Linked DNA regions of Mus musculus: region 2 is linked to region 1. Evidence: chromatin contacts called from ENCODE POLR2A ChIA-PET data. All regions are on one chromosome and are shown on one strand. The core of a region is the stretch at or near the end of the contact, and the rest is flanking DNA. Distances in the headings are between cores, read along the strand shown. Region 1 holds the start of BC106179 (cDNA sequence BC106179). Region 2 holds the start of Rfc4 (replication factor C (activator 1) 4).

Region 1 (3,677 bases), core at 545-3,044:
TTGCAACATAGAATTTGAGATCATCTAAATCTGTGTTCCCAGGCCAGGGTCACCCGAAGTGGCTCCAGAATAAATTCTCTCCTATTCCTGTAAATTGAGAGCTGTGATTTTTTTTTTTTTTAACGTTGCCATTACAAAGCTAAACAGCCTGGAAATGAAGGGGAAAGTAAACACGACTAGGAGGAAGGAAACACACCTAGGCGGAGCGAAGATGGAGAGAAAAGCCTCCAAGCACAAACTAGCTAGCTTTAGAGAAACTAATCTCACTGTCCTCTGCCTGCTTCTCTGCTAAACACAAAAGGCACAGTCACTTCCACGGGAATCATACATAATAGATAAATTAATTAAATAAAATCAATGAAAAGAATGCTTCGTTCTGTACTGAGGGGCTCAGAAGCAGCTGACTACAAGAGACACTCTCCTCCCAGCGGGGCTGATGTCAACAGCCCCAGCTTCTGCCCGAACAAAGGCTTCTTAGCGCCCGCAAAACATCTAAGCCTCTCCAGTTGGCCCTAGTTCAATTTGAGAACAAGAGGGCAGCCAGGAGAGCAGAGCAAAGTTATGAAGCGGGACAGGCTGAGAAGTGGGGGAAATGCTAAGTCCCTCTTCTCCACTAAAACAGAGAACTCTAGAAAGGTATAATGGAAGGGCGCAGTTTCCAATTTGAATTATTTTCTTTGTTTCACTCCGCCCTGCCTGAGGCTACTGCCTTTTAAGCCGACCGCAGAATCCTCTGGATGAAGGCCGAGCAGTTGGAAGACCCAAGGGGCTGAACTCTCAGACCTCAGCTTCCTGCCTGTAAAATTAAAAAGGTTCCCTAGCTGTCGCCTGGATTTTTTCAATAACAAAGGTACACGGTTGAAGGCTGTCCAGTTGTCTTCAGAGACAGGTTAGTCTCCACAGGGACTACTCGAGGTGCAGCATCAGATTGGTAAAATGCTGTCACTCCTGCACAGGTCGCCTAGGATCCGTTCACCGCCCCCTTCCTGTCCTCAACTTTTCCTCAGAGCTGACAAGCCCAGACCTCAATACGCTAAAAATCCGGCTGCGTGAGCAGAGTGAAAGTTAAGGGGAAAGCACAGCAAACAGTGGACCTACCTCTGCGAGCCTCCGATACGTCCCCGTCTAGACGAGGGGCCCCCGTTGGCCTTGTGTGGCCAGGGCCAGTGACACCTGAAATGTCTAGCCACAGGGAGCTCCCAGGCGAAGAGCAAGCAAAACCCAAGACCTCACTGGTGGATTTTGTTAAAATGAACTATTCTTTCAGCAAGCTAGGGAGGCGCTCGAGATTCCCCAACAGGGGCAGTCGCCAGTGCACGGGGACAATGGTGTGTCGGGCAGGGTCTATTTTAGAAGGGTACCCTACAGATCCTTAGTTCAGCCCACGACTCTTAAGAAAATCTCGAAGAAGAGATGAGGGCTTGTAGGTTTCACCTCCAAACCCGTGCCAATGGGTGAAGCATACGTGTGGGTGGGGTGGGGGCTTTTTGTCGGCTCTTTCTTGTTTGTATTTTCTTTTTCCTTTAAAAATCAACAGGTTTAGTCCGTCCCTTCACAGAGCACCGCTGCGAAAGGTCCCCACCTCTCCAGCAGTAGTAGGTGGCCTCCAAGCGCCGCACCCGTTGGTTTGGCTGGAACAATAACCTGACCAAAAGAGGTTCAGCCGGGGCACACGTGCGTTTGTTGTGGTGCCTGCGCTCCCCCTCTCCTTCCACCGGGCTTGTTTTCCTGCTCTGTTACCAAAGTGGGCAAGATCTAAAGAGACCCTCACTCCGCGAGTCAACGCCTTACACAATACAGACGCTGCAGTGTAGGTTCCTGCGTCCCCGCACACGTGGGTTTGTTATGGGTGCGCAGGCTGGCGTGCCGGGGGGTGGGGGTGGGGGTGGGGGATTAGGGAGGGGAGGCCAAGGCGGTCCCTCCCCTGGACCCGCGACAGACATCCCCAGCCCGGGGCGGCGGCTCCTACTCCCGCAGCTAGGGCTGCCTCTCAGCGCACCCCTGCACTCCTTCTTCAGACCCGTGCCGCCCGCCTCGCCCCTACTCACTTGCAGCTCTCTCAATCGGGAAGGCGGCTGCGGTCGCTGAGCCCACCGAGCGCTCGCACGGCGCGCAGTCCGATTCCCTTTGTTAGGGTCGGGCAGTGCCAGGGCGGCTCCCCAACCCAGGCTGGCGCTCAACTCCACTCCCCCAGGTGCCTCTGGATCTTGCCGGGCCGAGGGAGAAGAGCCCGGGACTCAAGCTCCGAGTGAGTCCCCTTGAGAACGGATCTTCTGGGAAGCAGAGAGGGAGCACAGATGAGGGTACAGAGGACCGGGAAGGAGGGAAGAAAAGCACGGCAGACCGGCGGGAGGACGCTTGGTCTCCGTTATGCAAATAGAGTCGTTAAAACTAGAAAAGTGCTCTATCACACCGGTCCCAAACCATCCTGGCCCTCTGGAGGTCGCTAGCGAGCAGGCTCAAGGTTAAAGGTGCCTGCTTAGGGCTCCCCGTAATGCAGGGAATCTTGCAGTCTGTCCACAAAGAGCAAGCCTTTGGGGCGGAGCAATGCGGCAGGCAAGGAAGCCCAAATGCTGCCTCCACCCCCACCCCCTGCGTGTCCCGATGGATTGGATTCAGTGTTATCTGGCGAAAACGTTCTTACCAGAGTGCTTGTCCTGGCTCTGCACAGGGTGATCCTGATCAAACAAGTCATTTAACCCCTGTGAAAACTCAAATTTTTATGTAGGACACATACATCTTAGACTGTAGTATTTAGAGTTTAACAAAAATCCCCCAACATTAAGTGTATCCTGTACACAGCCTTGTCAAACTTTTTTTTTTTTTTTTTTAGATGTTCTGGAGTCCTGCGACCTGGAACTCTCACAGTAGGTACGCAGGCAGGCAGGACCCGGTTACAAAGGTAAAGACAGCCGGGCACCTTCCTTCCACTGGGCTTAGGATACGGCTGCTGGAGAAGTCAGGAGGAAACATCTTGTTGAAGAAGCAGTCTGGCAGTCTGACCATCTCTGATTACCCACAGACCACTTCCGAAAGACTGAAAACTTTCCTCTGTAAGAGAACTGGAAGCCACCATCTGGCCGCTCCTTCGGTCCTTTCTATCCTAGAGAAGAGATTTGACTACTCTGAGGCAGTAATCACATCCCAAATATCCACCTCTGAGCTGGGAGAGGAATCAAATAGAGCTCCAAGAACGCAGAAAATTGCTGGTCTGGGTTTTCTGTGTAGCAAAATAGCCTCTACAGTAAGATTGCTGGAGCCAGGACCAGAGCGTTCTCTTCAAGTCCAGATAGCCGCTTCCCACCACCAACCTGGGAAAGAAAAGATTGCCGCCTCCTCCCCAGCACCTGTCTTTCAGATTGTCTTCCTCCATCCTTTGATTCTGAGCCCCTAGCTGCTCACCCTCCCCCAGCTGCTCTGGAGCCAGAGACCCAAATCAGAAAGTGCCAGACAGTGAATTCAGTTCTGTGGCCAAGAAGCTATTTGTTCTTGGGTGAGTTCCACAGTCTTTCTGGGCCATTCTTTCCTCTTCTGCAACATGGAGAGCTAGAAGACAGCACTAAGGATCATGTTTACACGAAATGATTTATGTGGAGCAAGTAACGTAGAGTCTAGCCTACTGAGCATGCTCATAATAGTGCACTCTGCTGTGAGCCAATGAAAGCAGACCCCGGGTG
Region 2 (3,677 bases), core at 677-3,176, 98 kb after region 1:
ATGAATGTATACTTACTTAAGGCTTGTTTTCTGGTTCTGGAACTCGCTCTGTAGACCAGGCTGTCCTCAGATCAACTGCCTCTACCTCAGCCTCCCAAATGCTGGATTTAAGGCACATGCCACCCCCACGCCCAGCTATGCTTAGTTTTGTTTTGTTCTGAAGACTTTTTTTTATGTATACGGGTACACCGTAGCTCATCTTCAAACTGCAGCTGTCTTTAGACACACCAGAAGAGGGCTTCAGATTCCATGACAGATGGTTGTGAGCCACCATGTGGTTTCTGGGAATTGAACTCAAGACCTCTGGAAAGAGGTCAGTGCTCTTAACCGCTGAGCCATCTCTTCAGCCCCTCTACTGGAATCCCAGTTCTTAAATCTGGCAAGTTTAAGCTTAAGCACCATCTGGTAGGATCTCTTGCAGAACCATCTCAAGGGGGAACGAAAACCGAAAAGAACAAAGTCTCTTGTTATAGCATTAACCCTGGAATTACTGAGGACAACACCGGGGATTGATTACATTGAGGTTTTCCATCTGAGGTTTGGAGGAAGCAGAAACATTATGTCCACTAACCACAGACCTTATAAATACATAGTCCCAGACACCAGAGATTCTGACCTTGTAGGTCTGTTTTGGGACTGAAAGTGTACTTCTGCCAAACCCTGCACAGGCTTCTGATGAAATGCAGCCTTTTAGAATTTTGGTTCTAGAAAATGAGCACAATTAGACAAATTCTACTTCTGGTGGAAACAATGACATTTCATCCACTGTAGGGCAAAGGTTAGTTGAACCCCCTGAGGGCTCAGGGGTTCTATCCAGGAAGGGTGACTATCTTTCACTCCTGTGGCTGGCAAGTTCAGCTCCCAGCAATGCAGTTACTGGAGCAGTCGTCGCTGTTGGACTCGTGTGACAACCACCTCTGCTACCAAAGCTACACTAGGAACTTATTATGCTAACATGAGGACATCTAAGGGCAGAGGCTGGCTAAGAACTGAAAGATTCATTTGGACTAGTAAATCCTTCACAGGACAAGCTGTCTGCTGACAGTTGGTATATACTACAAAGCTTTCAAATTCTTTCTTTTTCGCTTGGTCCACCCCCCCCCCCCCCCAAGATGCTGGAACGCAAACTCCAGTCCTCTGGGAAAGCAGCAAGTCCTTTTAACTGATGAGTTTATCTCCTGCCCGATCACGAGGTTTTTGAGTGGGTCTCGGGAATTACAAAATGCCCATAGAAGATGGTCCTCCCTCCCTACAATAAGCTGATTTTACTGACTGTAAGACATCTGTCCCGGGCTGTGTGTGTTTAAGTATTCCGCTTGCGTGCAAGTACGTGCAGCACACGTATTCAGGGTCTGCAGCCCTGAAGGGAACGTTGGACCCCTGAACTGGAGTTCCAGTTGTGAGCCACCAGATGGCTATCAAAACCCCAAGTATCAAACCGAAGTCCTCCACAAAAGCAGTGAATGCTCTTAAACCGCTGAGCCTTCTCTCTAGCTTCACTTCTAAAAAGCAGTTTGCTCTGTGTCCTTGAATATCGGGGGCAGGGCAGTAGTTCGCACAGTGTCCCCTTCCGGCGAAGGGTCAAGTGAGCACGTCTTGGCCCTGACCTCCGGGCTGACGGACGATGGCAGCAAACCCAAGAAGCCACTGGCTTAATGAAAGCCTCTCCCAGCGTGGGCCCGCCCTAGGCCCGGTCCTTCGAGCAAAGCTTTCTCCTTAGGTCGGCTCCTCCCCGACCGCGCTCTGCAGTGTCTGCTGGGCCGAGGTCTGGCCGCGGAGTCTACACAGGATCACCTCCGCGGAACGCCCCAGATGCACCCAGAAGCCGAGCTTAGCCACCGCTAGCCAAAAAGGGAGCGCGTCACTGGCACCCGCGCGCCGGAAGTGACGTTATTGCGTGGCGCGCTCCCGCCATGCCTTTCGCCGCCGTTCTGTGGCGGGAACCGCGGTGCCAGGGGGACGGTGACGACTGTAAGTGATGGGTCTGAGTGTTCTCAGCCTTTTACAGGCTGGCGGGGACCGGGATGTGACCTCCGCCTTCCCTCTAGGCACAAAGTTAGGGGTCCTTTCAAGGGGAGCTGCCCCATAATGGTTTCTTTTTGTCTTATACCCAGGAGAAGAAGCCATGCAGGCATTTCTGAAAGGCACATCTGTCAGTGCCAAAGCACAACTGACCAAGGACCGGGGGACACCTGCCACTGCAGGAAGCAGTGGAGAAACCAAGAAAGTCAAACCAGTTCCTTGGGTGGAAAAATAGTAAGAACTGCTTGTACTTTTGTTGAAATAACTAATAAGTGCTAGTGGGGTTTTTTTTTTAATGTAAGGGGGACTTTGCTATATTTAGATCACACCTTTGAGGGGTAGGGGGACGCGGTATCACCCAATAATAAGTCTTAGTCCTTGGAGTGATACAGTAGTTGAATTTAATTCTTTAGTTATATAGATGACCTAAGATGTTTATAAAGTGTACAGTTTTAGAGCCCTACAGAAACGAAGAAAGCAATGTTTCTGTGAGCTGGCTATAAACACTTCCACTGAAATCTGACTTTTATCCTTGTATGTATATGGTGAAATTTGTTGGGATCTTGTTGTTGATGTTAAGTACCACTACATTGTCATTTGCTAGATGATACTAGAACCGTCAGCTACGTGGAACCTCTTTGATCACTAAGGATCTTCAGGTTATTTACAAGTCAAACAAGGTCCTCGTGTGTGTTATTTTGCTGTTTCAATATTATTGAGAAGTTCAAATATGAGTACTTCATCTATATCACCCCTCTTCCTGCCCCCAACTCATCCCATAGCCGTCCCCGCAGCAAAGCAAGTGGTGGTCCCATTCAGATCATCGGGCTTTGAAAGCTCGCACTTACCTGTTGGGAATCTCGCTAACCTTAATCTAGGCAAGCACTCTACCACTGTTCTATACTCCGGCCCATAGATCTATAGTTTTCACATGTTTAAAATTTATCGTTGAGGAAGGAGGATGCATGCCATCACAAGCATGCTTCGACTCCCAGGTGGAGTAAGTTCTTAGCTGCCCTGTGTATTCCGTGTGTCAAACTTGGATCATCAGACTTGGCAGTAAGTGCCTTTGCCTGCTGAGCCATCTTACCACTCCAAAACTACCTACCTACCTACCTATCTATCTATCTATGTGTGTATATGTATGCATGTGTGTGTATGTATGTGTGTGTATATATATATATGTATATGTATATATATATATATATATATATATATATATATAATTTTTTTTTTAACAAGGAGGTGGGGAAGGGAGGACCTAGGGTTCAGCTTCTCCAGTCAGACGGCTCTGGCTCCAAGCTCTCACATTTGCTCACTTTTATGCTGCCTCTCCTTTGGAGAAGCCTTCATCACCACGTGCCTGTCATACATCCTTGGACGGTTTCACTGTTACCTGCCTCATCCTGGCAGACCTTTATAGCACACGCAATGATTCTTGCCCAGTACCAACCTGATTAATTACGCTGGTGTGGATCAGAGAATTTGGGGCCAATAAAAGGGCTCAGTGGGTAAAAACACTTGATGTAGAAACCTGACAACATGAGTTTGGTCCCCGAACACGGTAGTAGAAGGAGAGACGTGACCTCTGATATTTGTTCCCTTTACATCATCTGTATGTGTTGCCCACAGGCACACACACACACACACAAAAC

Evidence for each region. ChIA-PET counts read pairs that join two places held with the same protein, here RNA polymerase II (POLR2A).
Region 2: POLR2A ChIA-PET joins it to region 1 with 32 read pairs in Patski. The contact joins the promoter of Rfc4 here to the promoter of BC106179 in region 1. POLR2A ChIA-PET finds 5 or more read pairs at or near these places in 3 of 5 experiments (Patski and embryonic stem cell).

The regions. Positions count from the first base shown.
Region 1 is chr16:23,223,601-23,227,277 of GRCm38, reverse strand. BC106179 (cDNA sequence BC106179) reads left to right here and starts at 1,794. Exons shown (of 3, transcript NR_152126.1): 1 at 1,794-1,810; 2 at 2,834-3,493. St6gal1 (beta galactoside alpha 2,6 sialyltransferase 1) reads right to left here and starts at 2,538. Exons shown (of 8, transcript NM_145933.4): 1 at 2,049-2,538.
Region 2 is chr16:23,125,979-23,129,655 of GRCm38, reverse strand. It overlaps Rfc4 (replication factor C (activator 1) 4), which reads left to right and starts at 1,926. Exons shown (of 11, transcript NM_145480.1): 1 at 1,926-1,971; 2 at 2,115-2,256. The coding sequence starts at 2,126.